Linked DNA regions of Mus musculus: region 1 is linked to region 2. A link is a loop called in an ENCODE intact Hi-C map of the cell type or tissue named here. Cell type or tissue: left cerebral cortex. All regions are shown on one strand. Each heading gives the region's core, and the rest is flanking DNA. Links, peaks and the distances in the headings are about the cores only.

Evidence for each region. Peaks named below come from ENCODE experiments on the same cell type or tissue, not always from the same donor. Only the 100,000 strongest peaks of a DNase experiment are listed, where the experiment ranks them.
Region 1: it touches region 2 in a loop (3-fold over the local background); 11 of 42 quality-filtered maps call a loop at or near these places.

The regions. Positions count from the first base shown.
Region 1 is chr5:33,014,450-33,022,778 of GRCm38, reverse strand. Ywhah (tyrosine 3-monooxygenase/tryptophan 5-monooxygenase activation protein, eta polypeptide) reads right to left here and starts at 3,963. Exons shown (of 2, transcript NM_011738.2): 1 at 3,625-3,963. The coding sequence starts at 3,711. In left cerebral cortex, for the core only: CTCF peaks have their summits at 954, 3,903 and 4,108; DNase peaks (open chromatin) are centred at 3,410, 4,056, 6,889, 7,076 and 1 more place; H3K4me3 peaks cover 4,566 bases; H3K27ac peaks cover 6,723 bases.
Region 2 is chr5:32,924,573-32,932,901 of GRCm38, reverse strand. Depdc5 (DEP domain containing 5) reads right to left here. Exons shown (of 43, transcript NM_001170567.1): 23 at 5,877-6,012; 24 at 4,963-5,057. Among named protein-coding and RNA genes, the nearest start is that of Depdc5, 65 kb to the right of the region's middle. In left cerebral cortex, for the core only: no CTCF peak of the experiment used is centred there; DNase peaks (open chromatin) are centred at 1,953, 2,643 and 4,753; H3K27ac peaks cover 3,669 bases.

The sequences.
Region 1 (8,329 bases), core at 319-8,318, 90 kb before region 2:
TATTGTCAGTTTTTGTTACACCTTTAAAATTGCACAGGGCCAGGCAGTGGTGGCACACGCCTTTAGTCCCAGAACTTGGGAAGCAGAGGCAGGCGGATTTCTGAGTTCGAGGCCAGCCTGGTCTACAGAGTGAGTTCCAGGACAGCCAGGGCTATACAGAGAAACCCTGTCTCAAAAAAAGGAAAAAAAAAGAAAAAAGAAAAAAGCATAGGATTATGCCTTCCCCGGGGCATTCACCTTTACACAGCACCTGCTTCTCCCATTTCTCACAATCTCCCAGCTATTGGCAACAAGAGCCTTTACCTCTTCTTGTCCAACTCATGTTTCCTTAAATGCACTTCTGCATCCTGAATTTCATAGTCATCAAATCCAACATTTCTCTTTATGCTCTGCCAACACTAAGACTACAGCAGCTGGGTGTGACTGCACAGCCTGTAAGCCAAGCACTCAGGAGGCCCGAGCAAGAGGATCCTGGGTTTGAAGTCAGTGAGACTCTAAGACTGTACGACACGGTGTTTTTATTTTATAATTTCACAATGACCACCTATGTTTTGATATAACTGATTCCGGAATAGAAGCGACTGAATTATGCCCACCTCTCTACCTACCAATATTCACCGGAGGCCTAGTTTCCCTTTTTCCTGATATCCTAGTCCTTCTACAGTAACATTTCATCCCACTTAATAAGCTTGCTTCAGAGTCCACATTAAACCCCACCAACCTGGCAAGGTATGAGATCAGGAAAAGCTTAAAGGTCTCTTTACTGAGCTTCTGTTCAGAAGCATGTGTTGACTTTTCATACTGAGTTTCAACTCATCTGAAGGAACACCACTATTTCTAATGTACTGAGGGAAGGTTGCTGGGGAATCAAAACTGGGCCCTCAACATACTAGGCCAACTTCCCTACCACCTGAGCTCCAAGCCCAGCCACAATCCCTAAGGTTTACCACTACTGTCCTCCAGGTGACGCTGCTGGATTAAGAAACATTATAGCAATATGATTAAACCATTTAAATTGAGAGAAAACCTTGAAGATTAAAGACCAAAAAATGACTTGTAGTACAAACATTCCTACTTTTATACTTGAGAGACCGTGAAGCCAGGAGAACTAACTTTCAAAGTCAGAACAATGGCCTCAGATCATCCCATCCAGCCAGTGTCTTGTTTCACTCTCTAGAACTACATACTTACCTGCCTTTCAATTGCCTGAAAGCAAGGCCACATTCACCCCGAGATAAGCTAGGCACGGTGGTTCGCACCAGTGAGCCCAGCATTTGACAGTTAAGGCCGCAGCATCGGGAGTTCAAGGCCAACCTCATCTATTAATGTGTTTGAGGCCAGCCTGAGATGCATGAAACCCTATCTAAAAGGGGAAAAATTAAAGCAAACAATATAAGTTTACTAGAATTCACTCTTCCCAAAAGCTTAATTAAGGTTTATTAATGGGTGACTCATTAACATTTATTAAGAATTTTATCTACGCCGGGCAGTGGTTGTGCACGTCTTTAATCCCAGTACTTGGGAGGCAGAGGCAGGTGGATTTCTGAGTTCGAAGACAGCCAGGACTACATAGAGAAACCCTGTCACGAAAAACCAAAAAAAAAAAAAAAAAAAAAAAAAAAGAATTTCATCTACAAACTATACCAACAGGCAAATGAGATAAAAGTACATCCCATTAATACAGGTGGGACAAACATGAATTCTGATAGAAAATACTCCTCGTTTTTAACAGTTTATTTGAGGGAATGTTTTACCATAAATTTGATGGTACAAATATTAAATTCTCAATGTTTGATATCTTTTCCAACTGATGAATCATTTTAGACATAGATTATAAATTTCAAACACAAAGGTCCATTAGCTTTTGCAAAATGTTTCCTCAATGCCTCGGAGAACATCTGTGGATACAAGCAGGAAATTGCAGAACACTCTTCAAGGCCATTTAGAAACACACCAGAAACCTTTTCTTTTTTTTCCTGCTAAAATTGTTTTTTTCTTATAATCTCTCTCTAGTCTTTCCTTTCTTCCCACCTCAGGATAGTTGATAGCTCCAGACATCTGATGGCCATTTCCCCTTTACTGTGTATCCTCTTCATTTTCAGAGGTCCTCCCTAAACTGCCCAAACCTCCAAGCCCACTCACATATGGAGCAAAGGCCCCCTAAGCCAGCTGTTCAGGGAGAGGCCTCAACTTGCACAATACCAGAAACATTTAGACATTTAGTAGTGACTTGGTGTGTGGATAGAGGTGGCTTTCAGGGTACACTTTAGTAATATCAGTCTTGTTTCCAAAAAATTTTGCAAAACTGTTATTTTAAATTCATTTTCTCAAAGAATCCACAATTTCTTCAGAAAAATTCATACCCCAAACCTAGAATGTTCCCTGGTATAAATGAATGCTTCTAACCAGAAAAGCATACCATAATGCTGAAATCAGTATCACCAAGGAATCAACAAATGGCCTGCCTGTGATGTTGCTGGATTCCAGAGACATCCTGCTGAATGTGTACAAGGACCCTGGAGGAAAGCTAACTTGATTATTGTTCTTACCTGAGAAAATCCTAAATGTTGGCCTCAATTTTCTATTTCATGTAGTATCAAAATACAATTTCCAAATTAAATGTGTATGGAGTATGTGGGTTTAAGAAAGCCTTTCAAAGACTAGCCATAGGTCATATGAGCTACAATTCAGGGCAGTTAATACTTAGGTCAGCTAAAAACTGCCCAAGGGCTGCTAAAATGCAGATTTCTGGGTCTCACCCTCAAAAATGTTTATGTATTTAGAAGTCTAAGGTGGAATCCAAGGAAATTTTCTCCCTAGTCTTAAGAGCTAGGTGGCCACAGTTGTAATTCTGCCACTGTGTGACCTTGACAAGAAATATTCTTTTAGAAAAAACCCAGGATGATGTGAAGAGTTGTCTATAGTGATGTGGTAACAGAACTCCAAAGTCTTGGGTAGGCAGGTAGGCTCTAGGCTAAGCTATTGACTAGGGTGTGGCTGGGCAGGTCTCCTTTACCGGAAATCAAGCTCCAGAATCCATCTCTGAGGGTCTCAGGAATGCAAAGGCCCCCAGGGTTGCTTCGTTTTCATTTCATCTCCAGGAAGGCACGCAGCATGGACCGTTGGGATGTATGCAGGGACCCACACCCTCCTTCACGCCCAGGACTGCTGGAAAGGGGTCTTCCCACACAAAGCCAGACCCGAGGTGTGGAAAGTGGGGGAAAAAAACAACTTCAGACAAGCAAACCAAACCGGTCGTAGTAGAGAAAACCAGGAGATGGGTCTCCACTCGCGGATGAGCCTTTATTACAAGTGGGTGAATGGTGGAAGGAAAGCGCCTTTCGCCCAGGTCCGGCAGAAGGGTCTAGAAGCAGGAACGCGACTTCCTCCTTTCCTCGGGCACCCCCTCCCCCACCGGGGCTCTGCGCTAGGACACGGCGACCCCCGCCCGCCAGCCACCGAGAGGCCTCCCGGGGAGACCCCGCCCCGGCCAGGCCGCAGGAAACGGAGAGTCCAGCGGCCGCCGCGCCCAAAAGGTGGCGGCGCGTAGGGAGAGAGCCGCCGCCCAGGCTCGGGCCGCCCCGCCCCGCAGCCCCCGGCCGCCCGGCTCCCCAGCGCGCTCACCGCCTTCATGGCGGAGGCCATATCGTCGTAGCGCTCCGCCTGCTCCGCCAGTCGCGCCCGCTGCAGCAGCTGCTCTCGATCCCCCATGTCGCTCGCGACTCGGCCTCGCCTCGCACGCCCACACCGCCTGCTCACTCGCTCGCTCGCTCGCCCGCCCGTCCGCTTCCCGGTCGCCGCCGAGGCCGCTACCGCGCACGCGCACTGGCTCGCCGGCTGGCGGGAGGCTGCAGGCTGCGCCGCCGCTCGCGCCTTCTCGCTGGCTGGCTGCACGCGCTGTGGCGAGCGCCGCGGAGCCGCCGAGAGAGGATAGGGGGCGCCGCGGGCGGGCGGGCGGGCGGGGAGGACGCGACCACGCCTGCGCACTCGGATCAGCCCGCCGAGCTACGGGAGGGGGCGGGGCGGCCCAGCCCTAACGGTCTTTTTAAGGTGACGTCACCTACTATAAATAGCCGCGGCGAGGGCCGCGCTGGAGAGCTGCGCAGGCGCCTTAGGAGTACTGCAGTTTACCGCCGCAGCGTTGGAGGGTGGGGAGCGGCTGGGGCGCGGCGATGGTGGTTCCGCAGGCAGGCGTTGTCGCAGCCCTGGCCAGGAAAACGCTACAGAACCCATGATAGAGCTCGGGCTTGAGAAGCAGATACCCGCAGATAACCCTGTATGGAAAAGCCGAGGCGCCCCGGACCGAGGGGCGGCTTTGTTGGGTGTTGCCACCTCCAGCAAGCGGTCAGCTCTGTCAGCGGCGTGGGGTGGGTCCTGCCCTTTGGGACAGCCCCTCACAGACACACTAGAATCCACAATACTGCAGGGTAGTGCCATCCTTAAAACTGACCTTGGGCCAGCTCTGGCTTGCACAGGAAGGGATAGGGAACTTGGCAGAGCGGAGTAGCGTTCAGGACATACCTACGGGGACCTGACTTACTGTTGGGCCTTGACTAGCACTAACCTATTTCATACAACCACTCCGGGAAAGGCTCAGCAGGTCCCCCATTCTTCAAAGCAGAAGTGCAATCTACAACCCTGGTAAACCTAGGAAAACCAAAAGTTGGCAACTATCAGGGTCGACTTAGCCTGGTTCAAATCTTTTTAGGGAATTAGTGATTATAGGTCAGAGGTGCAGTGTTGGCCTGGAGGGCCTGATGCTCAGTGGAAGAAGGAACAAAAATTCAAGGCAAGGTGACATATCCTATTTGTGGAGGGGCCAAAATCTAATTTCAGTGTCTTCTTGGATTTCTGTGGCGATGGACTGGACACTAAGCCTTCACCGCTCCTGTCGTTCTGTGCTAAAGGTCCCTGGGTTGGACCTCAAGCTAGAAAAAGTGCAATTAAAACAAAACAGTCTGGCATGGTGGAACATGTCTTTAATCCTAGTAGCCAGGAAACAAAGGAACAGGCAGGCATATCTCTGAGTTCTAGGCCAGTCAGGGATACACAGAGAAATCCTGTCTGAAACACACACACACACACACACACACACACACACACGGCTGTTACACAAAGAGAAGCCATGCACACACATAAGAAAAATCTAGCCCACTGTAGCACAGAAGAAGGGGCCTTAGGTTCACTGAGGAGTGTGTGTGTGTGTGCTCATGTTGAAGACTGCTCAGGAGCCATGTTTTTGTTTTTGTTTTTGTTGGTTTTGTTTTTTGAGACAGGGTTTCTCTGTGTAGCCCTGGCTGTCCTGGAACTCACTCTGTAGACCAGGCTGGCCTCGAACTCAGAAATCCGCCTGCCTCTGCCTCCCGAGTGCTGGGATTAAAGGTGTGCGCCACCACACCCAGCTATGATATATATATGTGTGTGTGTGTGTGTGTGTGTGTGTATATATATATATATATATATATATATATATATATATATATATGCATGCGCCACCCCCATATCACCTGTCACTGTCACACAGTCACACACTTAAGATACTTGTTAGGGGAAATATTAGCCTGGTTTGTTAACCAGGATTTGTGTTAGTAGAGGTGGCTCTTCAAATATGGTGAAACTTAACAGATGGGGACCTTCTAACCACTCAAATCCCAGCTCATGGCTGCCAGGTCCTTATTTATTTGAAAGTTTGTTGTTGTTACATTGAAACAGTCTCACATGTAGTCCAGGCTGGCCTCAAACTTGTGATTCTCCTACCATCCCCCCTGGAGTTCCCAGGTTGCGGGCACGTGCCCCGAGTTCCAGCAAACCTCAGTTTTTGAGCCTGGCATGAGCCAGTTGCACCTTTGCTGGGGTTACTGCAGTATTGAGCATGTAGCCGGTGCTCAGTGCTGGAGGCAGAGCTCCGGGGAGGGAAAGTGCCCTCTGCACAAGCCTGGAGTGGTAAGAAGCCAGTCAGGTGTGGTGAAACATGCTTGAGTCCCAGTGCTGGGGAGGTAGAGGCAAGCGGATTCCTCGGGCTTTGTGAGCACCCATCACAGTCTCATTGGTGGACAGTTAGCCTTCTGTAAAGATGGAGTGCCAGGGCGGGTGGGTATGGCCCTGAGGTCCTGACCTCAACTTTCTAGCTCTGAAAGTCTGGGGGCTTTGGAAAATCTAACAGCATGGCAAGAGGTAAAGCCAGGCCTGCTCCTAAAGATAGGTGTTGGCCTGACAATGCAATTTAATGGTAGGACACCTGCAAAGCACATGCAAGACTCTCGGCTTAATTCCTAGCACTCCAAATAAGTAAATAAAGCTGGTCATGGTGGCACACACTTTTAATCTCTGGGCTCTTGAGGAAAAGGCAGGTGGGTCTCTGAGTTCAAGCAGAGACTGATCTACAGAGTGAGTTTCAAGACAGCCAGAGCTACATAAGGGAGACCCTGACAATCAATCAATCAATCAATGACTGAGACCTTATCGATGAAACAAGGAAACAAATCCTCATTTCCTAGCAGTCATGAGGCGGCAGCTTGCCAGTACACTACCATTTAGCTAAGGTGAGGCCAGCACTCTTCCCATTCTAAAGGTAAGGGGGAAGGAGGCCAGGCAAGTGCTCGGCTTGCCAACTGCAGCACAGTACAGACACTTGGTCCCAGATGTGTCTTCACCACTGTCTGCACCACTGCCCGTGACCTTCTGAGGGTCTTCTGAGTACTGGGCTGAGATTGTAACTGTCAAGTGCTCCTTAAATGGTTCCTTAAATGGGAAGTAAAGGAGAGGGTCACTAGTCTTTGCCAAGGTTCTCTGCCAGGCAACTGTGCTAAAAAACCATCTTTTCCTTCCCAGGATGTTAGTAGGAGGCAAACAGATTGCTACAGCCTCCCGGCTTCTTCCAGACGGTTGTGGTGGACTGGCCCTGACTCAGGAAACAAAGCAATCTGTGAGGGCCAAGGCCACTGGGGAAGGCAGAGCCCCAGGGTGGGGTGGGAGGTTGCTCTGCAGCGCAGGGCTTATGGAAGGATCCTTCCCTACTAAACGATATCAGAGTTTCCACCTAGCTCTTTACAACATGAGCCTGAAGCCACTTTTAAAACTCATTACTCACTCCCTGGACATCTTGGGCACACCATGTTCCCAGACTCTGCCCACAAATTTCTACCCACTAAGATGTCCTTATCTCTGCCTCCGAGCCTTTCTGTTTCTTCAGTACTGCTTCCTCCCCCCACCCCTTTTTTTAATTTTATTTTTTGTAGACAAGTTCTCCTCACATAGCCCAGGCTGACCTCGAACTTTCAAACTTGTAATCCTTTTGCCTTTGTGTCCAAAGTGTAAGGTTTAAAGGCATGTCCCATGACATAGGTCCAGCAAATCCCACCTTCAAAGAGCCTGCTCCCCCGGTTTCTCCAACAGGAGATGCTCTGCAGGGCACTGGAAAGATGGCTCAGTGGCTAAGAGCTACACTTGGAGAGGACCTGAGTCGGCTCCCAGCCCCGCTCTCAGGTAGCTCCCAGGCACCTGTAACTCCAGGTCCTGATGCCTTCTCGGATCCCTGAACTCAATCCAGTGCACATATCCACATACACACATAAATACCTACATGTAACTTAAAATAAGCAAAATAAATCTTTTAAAGAAATAACAGGCATGGTAGAGACCTGTAGTCACAGCACTTGAGACATAGATAAGAGACAAATTTGGGGCCAACCTGTGCTACACTGTGAGACCTGTCCCTTTTTATTTTAAACTACTCCTCCTTTGCATCCTTTCTTTTTTTAAAATTATGTGTATGTGTGCTGAAGTGACATAAATTCTCTCCTTTTGCTGTGAGTTCCAGAGACCAAACTCAGGTCACCAAGCTTATGTGGCGGGCACTTTTAAAAAGCAAAAACAAAAACAAGCCGGGCGTGGTGGCACACGCCTTTAATCCCTGCACTCGGGAGGCAGAGGCAGGCGGATTTCTGAGTTCGAGGCCAACCTGGTCTACAAAGTGAGTTCCAGGACAGCCAGGGCTATACAGAGAAACCCTGTCTAAAAAAAAAAAAAAAAAAGCCTTTCAATTTCTGCCTGTTTTGAGCATGATTCTAGTATCTGCTTTCTGCAAAAAATATCAATAAGGTTGATATTACTGGCCAACCAGCAGGCATCAGGCATTGTGTTATACCATTTAACAGCACATCTGATCTATTTCTCTTATACCCATTGAGCAGATAGAGAAACTGAGATTCAGAGAGGTACCTGTTTACCCAAGGCCTGCAGTTAGAGGCGTTAGCATTTGAACTACCATCTTTGTGACCATAAAGTTCAGATTCCTTGTTATTTCAAGGAACCTGCCTCTTACTTCCTT
Region 2 (8,329 bases), core at 281-8,280:
CTGAGCCTTGCTCCAGCCCCAGAGTTTCAACCTTTTACTCCATATACCTCTGTGTCACTGGAATCCCTCTCAACTATAACATGTATTTATAAATTCTTTGTGAATCTTTAGAGAAAAAAAAAGCAATAACACAGGAGAAAGCACTTGAAAAATCACATAATCTGGAAAAAGGACTTGCATCTGGAATATAAAGAGATCTCTCAAAACTCAAGAGGAAGAAAATTAACAACCCAATAAATAAATGAACAAAATATTTAAATAGACCCTTCAACACCACACACAGAAGGCAAACGAGCACATTTAAAAATAGATTCCACACCAGTGTCCACTTAGGAAACAGCAAATTAAACAGTGAGATGCGTTTGCGCCTGTTTTGTCTGTTATTGCCAGGCAGGGTCTCTTGTGTCCCGTGCTGACCTCACGCTCGCCGGCAGCAGAGAATGGTCCTGAATTTGCAGACCTCCTTCCTCTCTCCCAGGGCTGAGCCCAGTTTCTCTGCTTATTCAATTTTACAAACAGTTTTGCCTACATGTATGTTTGTGCACCATATTCATGCCTGGTGCCCACAGAAGTCAGAAGAGAGCATCAGACAACTGGAACTTGAGTTACAGATGGTTGCAAGCCACCATATGGGAATCACAACCTCTATAAAGCACCAAGAGCTCCTACCTGCTGAGCCAACTCTGTAACTCCCTAAGCCCAGCTTCTTTCCCTTCCTTTCTTCCTCTTCCCTCTCCCCATCCCTCCCTTCCTTTTCTTCTACTTGGATTTTTCTTCCTCTTATTGAAAATAAAAGCTGGGGGGGGGCTAGAGAGATGGCTCAGTGGTTAAGAGGTCCTGAGTTCAAATCCCAGCAACCACATGGTGGCTCACAACCATCTGTGATAGGATCTGATGCCCTCTTCTGGTATGCCTGAAGACAGCTACGATGTACTCACATGAATAGAATAAATAAATAAATAAATAAATAAATAAATAAATATTTAGAAAAAAGCAAAGCAAAGCAATTCAAACCAAAGCAGGGGATGGTGGTGCACGCCTTTAATCCTAGCACTCAGTGGACAGAGGCAGGTGGATTTTGAGTTCAAGGCCAGACTGGTCTACACAGTGAATTCTGGGGCTGCCAGAGCCACACAGAGAAACCCTGTCTCAAAACAAGCAAACAAAAGATCTATTTTTCCTCACATACTATCATAATTATTGTTTTCCCTCCCTCTACTTCTCCTGGTTCCTTCCTACCTCCCCTCTCATCCGGATCCATTTCCTTTTGTCTCTCATTAGAAAGCAAACATGCTTCTAAGGAATAATAATAAGATATAATATAAACAAAAACTAATACATAAGAATAGAACAAAACAGGAAAAGAGCCTTTAAAAAGGCACAAGAAACAGATAGAGATCCTAGACTACTTGTTCACACTATCAGGGATCCCATAAAAACACTGGAAGCAATAATATATACACAAAGGATCTATACAGTAAAAGAAACACACATATATATAAACACAATAAGGAAAATGTTTTAAAAGCCCTGACCGACATGACATTTATGACATTATAAGATATGTAGCCTCCAAAGATGCCACTGAGTTCATTTTCTGTTGGCATCTACTTCCACCAATCCCAGCTTTTCATGTAGGACAGGCATGGGACCCTGGACCCAGCACTCCACCAACTGAGCAGTATTTCAATCCTGTTTGTTGTTTAAATAGGTTCTTGATACATAACTAGGTAGGTAAGTGCTTAGTTATGTAAGGTCCTAGCTTCAGTCTCTCCAATACCAGTAAAAAGGCAGAAGGATAGAAATCTATCTACCAAGACCCACTAACTGCCTTTACGCTGCTAACAGCATAGAGAAGTGAACAATACAGCTACAAGGTCTCACAACCCTGCTCAAAACAAACTCCTGCAGAGCCAAAAGGGAACCCACAGAGACAGTATTCTGAGAGGCATGACTCATGCATGAATCAGGTCCAGATGCAGGAAGTCTGAGTCACACTTGGGTACCTGCAGACGGCAGAAGCTTCAAGCCAAAGGAGGCAGAGGTAGGGTCACAGAACTGGTTTTCTTGATTTTTCTCTTGTTTTTAATAAGTGAAATGTTTATTAGCTATGTTTTTCAATGTATTCTGTAACAAAACAAGGATTGTTTTGTTTTTCAAGACAGGGTTTCTCTATGTGGCCCTGGAGGTCCTGGAACTCAGTCTGTAGAGCAGGCTGGCCTTGAACTCAGGGATCTGCCTGCCTCTGCCTTCCAAGTGCTGGGATTAAAGGCATTCGGAATGCAGTTTATCTGGAGTTTAGCTCCAGAACAAGAATTCTAAGTTCTGTCCTTACCAAACCCAGCCTACTTTTGACCCTCATAATGCTGTGGGGACACGGATCTAGATGGATGGGATTTGTTTGTTTTGTTTCATGTAATACTTTAACAAGAAACAAAATGTCACATTACATCAAATTAATAAAGTATCTCGGATCATATAACGATTTCCTTTAGAACTCTATATAGTCTTGCACTGTTCCAGAAGTTGATTTTAACAGCCTGCTAGTACAACCTAAGGCAGAAGCTCTGCAACACTCTGCTGCAGCTTCCTCTGCTCCTCTAGTGACACTTCCACTGCCACTCCTGAGCACCTTGCCTAACCCCCACCCCTGGGCCTGGGATCAAAGCCAGGGCTTTGTGCATGTTATACAAGTGGTCTAGTACTGAACTGTACCCATATCCCTGAAGCTGCCTGTCAGTCACAACACATTGCATTATCTACATATTCTAATTTAGTAGAGATGTGAAAACCACACTACATCTGAATGATTTACAGTCCAAATCCTAGTGAGAGGGCTTTCTCTCATCCTTGTTATCACATAAGGGAACTGCCTCAAAAAGAATCCCAAAGGAGATACAAGTCAAAGGCCACTGAGGATATGAGAACTGATATCTTTATAATTTCTGATTCCTGTAAATAGAAGTTTAAACACTTCTGAAAGAGGTATAGTTTTGCGAATTAAGGAAGCAAACCATACCTGGGGAGACAGTGCAACAGGTAAGAGCTTGTAGTGTCCGAGCAAGAGGACGGAGTTCAAATTCCTGGAAGCCACACTTGTTAGTGTTGTGCCTATAAGAACCATGCTGTAGGGAACAGTGATAGGAGACTTGAGGGGGCTTTCTGGCTGCAAGTCTACCTCTAGGTTCAGAGAAAGACCTTGCCTCAAGAGAATAGTGTGGATTGTGATGACAAAGGGTGCCAGGAAACTCTCGGCTTAGAGGCTATGACAATATCACGTAAAGATCTTGCACACCCATCTTCAAACCAAGACCCTTTTAAAGCTCACTCTGTTCTCAACAGGAAACTTAAGATTCCAAAAGCTACATAGAGGGAACCATGTGGTATCTCAGCAATACTCCATGGTACTGGGCTCTTCTGAGTAGATCCTGGTGCTGGCTGCTACCATCTGGGTTCAATTAATTCTTCCTGCTTCTAATCACTAGTCTAGCTAGCTCAAAGAATGGTCCAGAAACCCAGATCAGCCCTCCTTAGTAACCTTCTACCCCAAAGCCAGGAAAACTCAAACTGGTTCCTAAAATCTGGCTTCCTACTTCAGCCAAGTGATAGAATCGCTGCCTTTGTGACATTCTGCAGGCACTTAAGAAAATCTTGCAGCCATTTAAGCACCCTGAATATATGACTGAAACTATTTCCACAGTACCAAACAAACTTTTACTTGTTTCTCATTTAAAATGAATGAATAGAAGGCGACTAAAACCATTTGGGGATCTCTTACTGTCGATGTAAGCACTTATACTTGGGCTATAGGAACATGGCTGGATTAACCCACCAGTGACTAAAAACAATATCACTGGCCCCCTTTACACAGCTTTACTTTCCAAATCCTTTTCTATTTTCTTTTTAATTTACAGAACCCCTGGAACTGGAGTTACAGACAGATGTGAGCTGTCATGTGGGTGCTGGGAATTGAACCTGGGTCCTCTGGAAGAGCAACTGTTGCTCTTAACTGCTGAGCCATCTTTCCAGCCCCTACTTCCATAAACCTTAAGCCAAGTTCTAGAAATACACGCCATTTTATAGGACACAGACATGATGAAGCAGCCATCCTGTTGTTTAAATCTTCCCACACTCATCTTGTACAATACCCGCTTTGCAGAAAAGGTAGCTTTCCAAACTCATGTTCCCTGACACGCTGACTAGAATGCTCAAATGAGGGTGCCAGGCTGCTTTGAGAGGTTAGTTTAGTACCTCTGCATATCTAGGCATCAACTGTCCATGTACTGTACTTAGTAATACATGCCTCCCTGGGATTACTGGATAATAAAAGTGTCAGAAAGAGTAAAAAAGAAGAATCTGTTCCTTATAACTTTCCACCAAGCCAATCTCCACCCCTCAAGCCTGAGATGCACACTTACTTTTCAGCATAACCACATGGCCTCCCTCCACCCTCTTTCTCTTGAGACAGTATTTTATTATATAGGATTGGCTGGCCTAGAACTCACTATGTAGACCAGGCTAACCTCAAACTCACAGAGCTCTGCCTGTCTCTGCCTCTGGAGTGCTGGAATTGAAAAGGTGTATGCTACCACCCACAGGCTTCTTTTTATTCTGTGATGATATAACAGAGATCACAATGTTCCCCTGTGGGCTTGTTTTTCTGAGGGTACAGACTACTCCTACTCGGACTCTGGTGCTGCCCTCAACACCTCACAAGCCCTCAGCCAGGACTCCCTGACAAAGCGATGATAAATATGTCTTGACCAACATGTTCTCAGCTAAAAATGTAATGTGCAGCCCATTTATAATCCCATGCATTATACAGCAGTGCTTCTAAATAGGTCACCACGACATGTGGCTGAAAAGATCCCCAAAATAGACATGGTCCTGCTTTTCTGGCCTTTGTGTCTCTTCTAGATGTGAGGCTGCTTGGAGCATCCCACCTCTTCTTAGATGAGTTACCTGTACTGCTGTTGCTAAGCAGGCTGACAGAAAGCTCTTCCGTTCCACTGAAGTTCAAGGACATGCTGTCACCAGGCTGGCGGGAAGTGCTGTGCCTGCAGAGAACAAAGCCAGGCCACCTGGATTAATTAATGTAGATCATCACTTTTTTTTTTCCTGTTCACCCTGTATCCTAGTGTATGGGAGAGGGCATATGGGATTGGAAACGCTAATGAAAAAGAAGCAACACTTAGGATCCACACCTCAATCATGTAGTAGTGCTTCACTTCTGTGTCAGCCTTGAACACTCTCCCTGGTTGCTTACCTACCACCATGCTAGACCCTTTCTGCCCGCTTAATAACAAAGGAAAGATATAAAATGCCTGAAAGGATATACCACAGTAAACCTGGTGAAAAGGGCCACACACCATCCAGATCTCCCATGAACACCCCCAGCAAAGAAGATGTCCAATGTCTAAGGAAGGGACCAAGAAGGCTGCTCTTTGCAAAGTGGTTCCCAAAGCAATTTAGGACCAATATGTTCATCAAGGCTTAAGTGTCTTTCTTCCTACACTGACTCTTCAGAGGCTTTATAAAATATTTTGTTAAAAAACCAACATGCCAAGTAAAGGAAGGCTGTCTAAGGCTGAATCTCCTGTCCCAGCATTCTATAGGCTAACCCTGAGATAAAAAAATAGATAGCTCATTTTCGCCTTTGACCAAGGTTTGGAAGAAAACTAGGAAGTTTACAAAATGTAAGCTCAAAATATACCTAAGCAGGGCCTTGGTAATATTACAGGCAAAATGCCAGGCAGATGGCTTGTACCCAGGGATGGGACTGACACTGGCTGACAAAGGAGGGTCCTGACCGAGTGTGCTCTAAGTCACAATGTGCCATTTCATCAGCTGTCTGTTCAGCACTGTGCAAACCTCACCTCCCGGCAGCTTCATGGTATGCCAACTCCAACAGCTCTGCAGAGGAGTGGGTAGGGTCCCTCTGCCTGCTGCCCTGCAGCTCTGCCATGTTTTGCCGGGTCTGATGATGGATCTGGATGGCCTCTCCAGATGGGCCTAGGCAGACAAAGAACCACTGAATGTTATGCCCCCCGACAGCTCAGGCTCCACACAAAAACATACTCTTCCTTCTTCCCAGCTGTTGAGCTATGGGAGAGATCTGACAAAAGAGCCCAGCAAGAGGAACATTAGACAAGGAACTATCAGGCTCCCACAGAGGAAGGACTCTTTCTCCAAACAGGCCCCATGCTTCATCATGTCCAGTGTGTTAAGAACATTTGGGACCATCAGTTTCATCAATACTATGGAGATGCCATACAGAAACAGCCAAGTATAGAAGGATCAAAAGATGACAAGAGGAGGAAAGTAAAAAAAAAAAAAAAAAACAAGTCAGGCATGGTGGTCTACACCTTTAGCACACCCCTTTACCAGCACTTCAAAGGCAGAAGCAGGTGGATCTCTGACTTTAAGGTCAGCCTGGTCTACAGAGTGAATTCCAGGACAGCCAGGGTTACACAGAGAGACCCTGTCTCAAAAAACAAACAAACAAAGCGCAAGTGCGCACTGGCATACATACAACACTCACATAATCAGCAACAACAAAAGCAAACCAAAAAGTAAAAGTGTGACTCTAGGAATCAATGGTGCTTAAGCACAAAAAAGATACAACAAGAGAGGTCAGAATTAGTCACGTCTAGTAAAAGGCACTTCCTGGAAATACACAACTTAGAGGATAAATAAGGTTACAAAGGGTTAGTAAGGTTGAAGAAAGATTCATCTGGGGAGAAGAACTAGCTATGAAACCCCAAATGTGAAAGAAGTAAAAAGTGTGGAGATCAAGAAATTGAGTTAAGAAGGGAAAAGAAGGTTTGGGCGGCCTGGTGAAGAAAGAAGGGTCTTAGTTACTAGTGGGTCATGTGTACAAGAGGATAAACAAGTCAACAGTCTGGAGACGAGGGGTTTTTGGTTTTTTGGCTAGTTTTTTTTTTTTTTTTTTTTTTAGTAATGTGGTCATGAAGGGTGAGGTAGGAAAAACACAAAGAGATGAATGGAGGTCATGGTAGAAAGTTCTCTGGGGAGATGGCTCAATCAAATAAAACGCTTGCCAAGCGAATGTGAGGACCTGAGTTCAGGCCCCCAGCATGAATGAGGTGTGCACTATGTACCTGTAACCCCATGCTAGGAAGACAGAGCAGGAGAATTCTGGGGGCTTATTTGGAAGCTAGTCTAGCCCAACAATGAACTCCAGCTTCAATAAGAGAGCCTGTCTCCTAAGCTAAGAGCAACAGAGGCCACTATGACCTTCACATGTATGAACACTTGTATGTGAATGCACACACACACACACACACACATACATATCCACATGTATGCAGAGGAGGGAAGAGACAGACAGAGACAGAGACAAGGATCTCAGCCTGGGGGCTGGAGATGTCACTTAATTGAGACAGTTCTGGCCTAGTACGCAGGAAGCAGGAAGCACAGGACTTGATCCCCTGCATCACATGAGGTGGCCTGGCGGTGATGATCTTAAGTTCAAGGTCATCCTCCATTACACGCAAAGTTCAACACTAGTCTGGGCTGCATGAGACTCTGCCTCAAAATAAATAAGAAGCAAAAGAAAATAGAAAAGTGAGAAACAGAGCAATGTCTCAGACTCTAGTATTAATGACAGAAAAGAAAGCAAAAGACACCAGAAGCAACTTGTGTGATTTTAGCAGTGATAAGGGACAAAGCAGGATTGGAATGTCCTCCACTTACAGCCAAGTAAACCAGATTTATTTCATTTTCATTTAACAGTAAAATCAAGTGTAAAAGAAAATAACACTTCTAACAGTTCAGCAAGATGGTTCCCATTAAACAAACAAACAAACACAACACAACACAAAATGGAGCCTAGCATATCTGTTCTTTCCTAGCCCAGCACAAGTCCATTAAGCTGAAGTTTAATTTTAACTACAGCTTTAAAAATGCTTACTGTCATCTTCTTGAGGCCAGAATAGAGTAAAAAGATTGGCTATAAAATATAGTGGCCGGGCGGTGGTGGCGCATGCCTTTAATCCCAGCACTTGGGAGGCAGAGGCAGGCGGATTTCTGAGTTCAAGGCCAGCCTGGTCTACAAAGTGAGTTCCAGGACAGCCAGGGCTATACAGAGAAACCCTGTCTCGAAAAACCAAAAACCAAAACCAAAACCAAACCAAAACAAAACAAAACAAAAAAATTGAAGTAAAAATAATTATTTTTATCCACCTGTCGGAAGCCCCTAAGAAATGACAGAGTAACATAAGTGGGGCTTAGAGAAGTAAGGGGTGAAAATGAGGGCCAGGAGAGCCCAGGTCTTTCAAGCAAACATACAAGCAAAGCCCTTAGGTTC